Linked DNA regions of Homo sapiens: regions 1 and 3 are each linked to region 2. A link is a loop called in an ENCODE intact Hi-C map of the cell type or tissue named here. Cell type or tissue: HCT116. All regions are shown on one strand.

Region 1 (2,500 bases), 230 kb before region 2:
TACTGAGCCCTCCGCTGTACGGCGGCTGGCATTCTCAGGGAAGTTGTTCTGTGCCCCGGAAACAGGCAAGTTTGTCCAGAGGAGCCGGTCTGCTTTGTTTAAAGCGCCCTCTGCTGACCATCGGCAAGAAGGCCTTGGGCAAGGTGGCGAGTTCATGGTGGGGGAGCGAAGTGCTGAGTGCCAAGGGGAAGGGGGACTTCTGTCGGATGCAGAGCGCAGAGCGCTACTTATCCCACCCCTAAAACGTCCGGCTTGGAGTATTTCTCTTTTTTTTTTCCCCAGGTTCCAAAGATAGCTTCCCCAACAGGGCTCAGCAATGCTAAGACCAGGACAAGCTGCCAGCTGCAGTTAACAGCCTACTCCCTGGCTGTGAGTTAACAGTAGAAAGGAGAGAAGCTACATACCCAGCATGCAGCGCTTCCTGAGGCAAAGCGTGATGGGGGTTGGGGGTGGGGTGGACATGTTGGTTCATACTTCGAATAAGGTAATAATTGTGGGAGGGCTGCCCCATGTAGGATGTCAGATCAGGAAGAAAATAAATTACTGAGTCTATAAGCCCAATGCACCCAGAAGGTGGTGGTTCATAACAGCTCTTGTTTCTTATATTGCAAGACCCTCTCCTGTACCAGTGTCCAAAATAGATCATCACCCCACCTGCAAATGCACTGACCATTCACTATATCCCTGTGAGAGGAATAAAAAGAGGACTCTAGTTGAAGCAGGAGAAACTGAAGTTAGACCGCGGGAAGGACGGTCCTGAGAATAAAGCTAGGTGCAGTCTTGTCCCTCCAGAGTCTGGCATAGGAAGAATGCCCCCGGGGCTGGTCCACAGAACTGACTACTTCTTCAAGGGGGCAGAGTAAGGGGGCTGGGAGACTGGCAGCCAACACCTAAGGATTCTCTGGGGCATTCTGGTAGGTCCCAGCTGGGAGGGGAAGAAGGGGAAAGGGGAAGCGGCCGCAGCAAAATCATGGGTAATTGTTTTTATTGCATTGTAGAGAATGCCATTGTCCACAGATTACATGCAGCTAGGTTTACCGTACAAGGCCCTGGCAGCCTCCACGGAGGGCTGGGAGGGGCAGATTACAAAACACATCAGTGCTACTTTTTTAAACAGTATCTGGTGGGGAGACTCTGAGACCAAGCTGAGCTCCCCAGCCCCTCTCGAGGTACCATGGGGGACAGGGAATTCACCCCAGGCCCTACACAAGCGTCCAGAGGATTAGGGCTGTGGTGGAGCAGGCCTGCAGAGTGGATGAAGGTGAGACAGAGAAAGCGGGGCGAGTGAGCGACAGACAGAAATAGATGGACGAAAAGGACAAAAGACATGCCTGAGAGTAGAGAGAGGTCAGCAAAGACTCACCCTCCAGGTCCTTCTCCCAGCATTTGGCTGGAGAGTTCCAGCAGTTTGGTGATTTGTGGGAAGGGTGATTGACTCCAGTTCAGCTTTCTCAACACCCTCCCCTCCCCTGCTCCCCAAATACACTCTTCCCTGGGCCTTGTCCCTAGGGACAGGCCTGGGACTCCTTTCTGCCCTCAAGGAGGGAGTGTCCAGAAGGTGGCGTAAGACCAGTGAGAGCCGGGTGCAGTGGCTCACGCCTGTAATCCCAGCACTTTGGGAGGCTGAGGCTGGCGGATCACCTGAGGTCGGGAGTTCGAGATCAGCCTGACCAACATAGAGAAACCCCGTCTCTACTAAAAATACAAAAAAATTTAGCCCGGCGTGGTGGTGCACGCCTGTAATCCCAGCTACTTGGGAGGCTGAGGCAGGAGAATCACTTGAACCTGGGAGGCAAAGGTTGCAGTGAGCCGAGATAGCATCACTGCACTCCAGTCTGGGCAATAAGAGCGAAACTCCATCTTAAAAAAAATAAAAAATAAAGACCAATGAGACGGCTGAGGCCCTGGGGATGTGCACAGGGGTCTGAGGCGGCGGGAGGGGCTCTGTGTTGAGGAGGGGCAGCAGGTGGGGAACCAGGACTTAACACGGGATAAGAGGTGCAGGCTGGTGTGCTGGGGCTGGGGGAGGTGTCAGGGGCCATCTTTGGCTTAGCAGCTTGGCCCTTGGCCTCTTTCCTTGCAGCCTATCCAGGGTCCCCTTTGTATAGGTTGAATGATCCCGTTTCCGCCGTGAGCCCACTATGATGACCATGGTCACCACACAGTGTGCCACGTGGGTGTGCACGCACACTAATGGTCCTACTGCTTCAGGATGCCACCACCACACCTGGGCACTACACACACACACGCCTATCCAGGCAGCCCCCTTGAAGACGTGGACAATGGGCCTGGAAGGACACCTGGGAATGGGTGTGGATGTCTCCAGAGCTGGTGGCACAGGTAAAAGAACCCTGCGGCGGTGGTCCTCTCCATCCCTGCAGCAAATCAGCTGCCTTGCTCCAACACTCTGGCAAGAACTTGGATTTCAAACTAGTGAAAGAACTAGGGCAAAGGATTGGGACTCTGGAAGAAAACAGGAAAATGACAGAGAACCCTGTTT
Region 2 (2,500 bases):
GTGGATTTTTTTTTTTTTTTTTAGATGGAGTCTCACTGTCTCCCAGGCTGGAGTGCAGTGGGGCAGTCTCGGCTTGCTGCAGCCTCCACCTCCTGGGTTCAAGTGATTATCCTGCCTCAGCCTTCCCAAGTAGTTGGGATTACAGGCACCCGCCACCAGGCCCGGCATTTTTTTAACAAAAATTTTTTTCAGTAGAGACGGATTTCACCATCTTGGCCAAGCTGGTCTCAAACTGCTGACCTCAAGGGATCCTCCCATCTCAGCCTACCAAAGTGCTGGGATTAGAGGCATGAGCCACCGTGCCGGGCTGGAATATTTTTTTAAAAAGAGAACGATGTGGGTCAAGTGTGGTGGTTCATGCCTGTAAACCCAGCACTTTGGGTGGCCGAGGTGGGAGGATCACCAGCCTGGGCAATCTAAGGAAATCCCATCTTTACAAAAACTAAAAGGTTAGCAGTCATGGTGGTGCGCATCTGTAGTCCTAGCTATACTGAGGAGGCTCAGGTGGGAGGATCGCTTGAGCCCAGGAGGTCAAGGCTGCAGTGACCTGTGATTGTGCCACTGCATTCAGCCTGGGCAATGGTAAAACCCTGTCAAAAAATGCAATTTTTGTTTTCAAAAACGATAAACAAAGACTAGAGAATTTAATTTATCCATGGGTTTCAGGTTTGAGTATATATATTTTTTTATTTTTGAGACGGAGTCTTGCTCTGTCGCCCAGGCTGGAGTGCAGTGGCACAATCTCGGCTCCCTGCAACCTCCGCCTTCCGGGTTCAAGCGATTCTCCTGCCTCAGCCTCCCGAGTAGCTGGGACTACAGGCACCCACCACCACGGTGGGCTGATTTTTGTATTTTTAGTAGAGACAGGGTTTCACCATGTTGTCCAAGCTGGTCTTGTACTCCTGACCTCAGGTGATCCGCCCGCCTGGGCCTCCCAAAGTGCTGGGATTTACAGGCGTGAGCCACCGCGCCCGGCCCAGGTTTGAGTATTTCTTAATCAATGATCTCCAAATGTTTCCCAGTCCAATGCGTTAAATATGAACGCTTAGGCAAGATTGCTCCGGAAGGCCCGGGAAATACTTGACCGGCTTATGCCCCTCCCACCCCTACTTTTGAGGAAGGTGCCCGGAATGGGACATGGATAGGGTCCCGGAATTGGCCTTCTCCGGAATCGGAATCTGAGCGAGGACTCCGGGATCCCCAGCCTGAGGACCTCCGGCGTTTCCACTCCCTGGCTCCCCGTCCCACCTGTTGCCTTTGCTATGCCTACCCTGGTTCTTTTTCGTGCTATGGAGACAGCGTGGGCAACTCCAGCGCAAGAAGGTAAGATCCGGTGTCTCTCTGGCGCTCCAATTCTGGCGCTCCAATTCCGCTGCTCCTTAGGCGGAGGAATTCTCTCCTTTCCCCCAGTGAGTCTAGTTGTGGGCAAAGCAGGCTCCGTGGTCCCACACCGCCTCCTGGTGGTTATGAAGGATACTGCAGCCGGGGTTGATACAAGATACAGAACTTTTCCAGCGCCGACAGGGGGCGCAGGAAAAGGCTTACGGATTGCCTGGCAGGTGCCAGGTGTTTTGCACGGCGTCTCACTTACTTTATTTAATCAATAGAGTAACTCCAGAAGAGAGAACTGTCATTTCCCATACTATCCAGATAAGGAAATTGGGGCTAAGAGAGGCAATGCACTTCGATTAAGAACATAGAGCTAGTAAAATTGCAGAGTGATTCTCTCACATTCACACCATCTCTTGGTGCACAGAGTGTGAGAAGAGTAAAATATTGGCTTCCATCCTAGGCCAGGAGCTCTCCCTCTCCTTGGCTCTGAAGAATCATCTAGAAAATACCTTTAGCTGATGTACTGAGCTCCCAAATTAGTCTCTGGGAATGTTCCAAGGTCCTTTCTCATTCTCCATTTGAGCCCATTTCAGATGGGTTCATGGGCCTGCAGGTTGAGACCGGTTCAGGGACAGCTGGGAAACTCTATCATGCATGTTGCATGGATGGGGAGTTAGAGGTCTCTGTCCTTTCTCTGGGATTCAGGCTCCTTGAGCAATCTTATCCCTGAAGGTGAAGAACAAGGTGCTTTGTTCTGAGTGGGGCACTCCTGCGACCTCAGATACTCAGACAGAACAAACGAAGAGCATGGAATGGGTGACCACACTGAGTCGACCTCAGTTCTTCTCCATCTTTAATCCCAAGGTCAGGAGACCTCTGCTTGGCATAGGGCTCTTTCCTTCGTGTTTCATTTTCATTAATTAATTTAGAGGAGTGCAGTGACACAATCATGGCTCATTGAAGCCTCAAACTCCTGGGTTCAAGTGATGGTCCCACCTCATCCTTCTAAGTAGGACTACAGGTGTGCACCACCATACCCAGCTAATTTTCAAAATCTCTGTAGAGATGGAATCTCGCTATGTTGCTTGGGCTGGTCTTGAATCCTAATTCCTGGCCTTAAGCAATTCTCCAGTCTCAGCCTCCCAAAGTGCCAGGATTAGTGGCTTGA
Region 3 (2,500 bases), 410 kb before region 2:
CCCCCAAGTGACAATTTCTTTGCTGAATCCAAATAAGGGGCTCGGGCTGGCACCCACCTCCATCTGCTGCAGATCACTTCTCCTGGACCCCTACTTTTCTTCCTGCCTGTGTCCCTGCCTTCCTTGTCATTACATGGGTCAGAATCCTACATACTTCTCAAGGTCCAGATCAAATGTTACCTCTGAGAAGCTCTCTCCAGCCCCCCATCGGCATTCATCCTTAACACATTGTAACTTGAATTAACGTTTATCCAATGTGTGTCTGGCCCTGGATTGAGAATGTGAAGTCTTTGAGGGGGGGTCTGTATCACACAGTCTCTTGGACAGAGTAGGTGATCACAATGACGTGCTTCTGCCCAAGTTCCCCAGAGCAGGGTTTTTTGAAGCTGAAGTTGGTGACCTGCATATCCTGTATGTTTTTCCTAGGGCAGGCTGGCTGCTCTGACACCATGGGGAGCTGCTGCAGCTGCCTGAACAGAGACAGCGTTCCAGACAACCACCCCACCAAGTTCAAGGTACCCAGAGCCCTCTCCTCTCCTGTGTTCCCAACATGGCCTCTTGGGCTCAGACACAATTTAATGGAGTTGCCTCAGCTTCTCTAACAGCAAATCAAATGCCAGGCTGAGGTTGTGGGCTTATGGAGACTTCTTGAGCTCACACCCTCTCAAGTAGCCTGAGGAAAAGAGGCCCAGACCACTGCTGTTTTCATGGCTCTTGATACTACCAAGAATGAAGAAATGCCATAATGGTGCTTTTGGAACTGTTGTCAGTGTATTTTTATAACTTTATATATCCCCCCCCCTTTTTTTTTTAGAGAAAACAAAATTCTGTATTTGTGAGTTAATATACGTAAAGTATTTAAAATAGTGCTTAGTGGCCAGGCACGGTGGCTCACACCTGTAATACCAGCACTTTTGGAGGCCAAGGCAGGCGGATCACCTGAGGTCAGGAGCTCGAGACCAGCCTGGCCAACATGGCGAAACCCCGTCTCTACTAAAAATACAAAAATTAGCCAGGTATGGTGGCACACGCCTGTAATCCCAGCTACTTGGGAGGCTGAGGCAGGAGAATCACTTGAACCCGGGAGGTGGAGGTTGCAGTGGGCTGAGATTGCACCGCTGCACTTCAGCCTGGGTGACAGAGCGAGATGCCATCTCAAAAAATAAATAAATAAATAAATTAAATAGTGCTTAGCACACAGTAAGCACAACATCAGTGTTTGCTGTTTGCTGTGGGAAGCTGAGGGCAGACCCAAGTCGACCTGTGCTCTCCCCTGCCCACCTCTCTGTAGAGGGAGCCTCCTCCTTCCTCATTCTGGGGCATGTTGAAGCACATGTTTCTCCTGCCCACCAGAAGAGGGAGCCCTCAGTAAGGGCACACAGTTGGGGAGGTGGTAGAGGAGATGTGCATTGGTTCTGCCTTGGGCTTGACTTTCCTAGGTCAGGGTGTCCCAGTCTCAAGATTTTGAATTTACAATTGAACCCCTTCCCCATTAACATCTGGCCCTTGGATACTAAGGCATGGGCTGTCTAGGGTCGTCTAACATTTGTTATCTAACAAACCGACCTTGGAAGTCAGCTACCTACCTCTTCCCTCACTGTCCATATGACAAAACTCAGCACTAGAGAAGTAGGATTTGCCCAGAGAACTGCCGTGGGTCCATGGCACTGCTTCATGTAGTTATGTGGCATTCAGTAGAGTCTGTGATAGTCGGATGTGACCTTTGGTTCCCCACCTCTTGTCCTGCATCAGATTGTCTCCCAGTGGCTCAGGGACCCATGCAAACACTTGTTGGACTCACTCATTGACCCTTCTGTCTTCTCCCCTCCAGGTGACAAATGTGGATGATGAGGGGGTGGAGCTGGGCTCTGGGGTGATGGAGCTGACGCAGAGTGAGCTGGTGCTGCACCTGCATCGGCGTGAGGCCGTCCGCTGGCCTTATCTCTGCTTGCGGCGCTATGGCTACGACTCCAACCTCTTCTCCTTTGAGAGTGGCCGCCGATGTCAGACAGGCCAGGGTGAGTACCAGGCCCTGCTCCACCCTGGGATAGGGGCTTATGCAGTACTCCAGGGTTCCTAATGTATAGGTTAGCCCTCAAGAGGTTAGTGTTATCCCCATCACCTGTGGGCAGTAGAGTGTGATGTATTCTCCCTGCAGTCAGAGGTCAGGGGTGGTAGGTTATTCCATAAGGTCAAGGCTAGAGCCAGCCACAGCTCTCTGAAGAAGTGGCATGGTCTGAGTTTATCTCTTAGGATCCAGACTTAAGCTGTGCAAAAGGAATCCTGCATGGGATTGTGTTCAGTGCAGTTTGGGATTATGGCTGTGCAGAGGTGGAATGAACAAGCTTCTCTGATGAGGCTGCCAACAAAATAGTGAGCCTCCGAGGTCATGTTTGCTGGAGGAGACTTCCCTCCATGCATCTTACCTTTGGAATTCATGAGGCAGAGGCAGGGGCGCTGGGTGAGCAGGCAGAGCAGGCAGAGGCATCCTTGCTCCTAG

What was found. Peaks named below come from ENCODE experiments on the same cell type or tissue, not always from the same donor. Only the 100,000 strongest peaks of a DNase experiment are listed, where the experiment ranks them.
Region 1: it touches region 2 in a loop (10-fold over the local background); 98 of 110 quality-filtered maps call a loop at or near these places.
Region 3: it touches region 2 in a loop (14-fold over the local background); 36 of 110 quality-filtered maps call a loop at or near these places.

Annotation. Positions count from the first base shown.
Region 1 is chr6:41,600,853-41,603,352 of GRCh38, reverse strand. It overlaps FOXP4 (forkhead box P4), which reads right to left. Exons shown (of 17, transcript NM_001012426.2): 17 at 969-2,500. Among named protein-coding and RNA genes, the nearest start is that of MIR4641, 3.4 kb to the right of the region's middle. RefSeq lists an enhancer at 1-282. In HCT116, CTCF peaks have their summits at 117 (motif pointing left) and 1,534 (motif pointing right); DNase peaks (open chromatin) are centred at 92, 372 and 1,542; H3K4me3 peaks cover 449 bases.
Region 2 is chr6:41,368,044-41,370,543 of GRCh38, reverse strand. No RefSeq gene overlaps it. Among named protein-coding and RNA genes, the nearest start is that of NCR2, 34 kb to the right of the region's middle. RefSeq lists an enhancer at 585-1,085. In HCT116, a CTCF peak has its summit at 1,490 (motif pointing left); a DNase peak (open chromatin) is centred at 1,483; H3K4me3 peaks cover 343 bases.
Region 3 is chr6:41,774,937-41,777,436 of GRCh38, reverse strand. It overlaps FRS3 (fibroblast growth factor receptor substrate 3), which reads left to right. Exons shown (of 7, transcript NM_006653.5): 3 at 427-515; 4 at 1,832-2,018. The coding sequence starts at 450. Among named protein-coding and RNA genes, the nearest start is that of FRS3, 3.7 kb to the left of the region's middle. In HCT116, a CTCF peak has its summit at 1,352 (motif pointing right); a DNase peak (open chromatin) is centred at 1,356.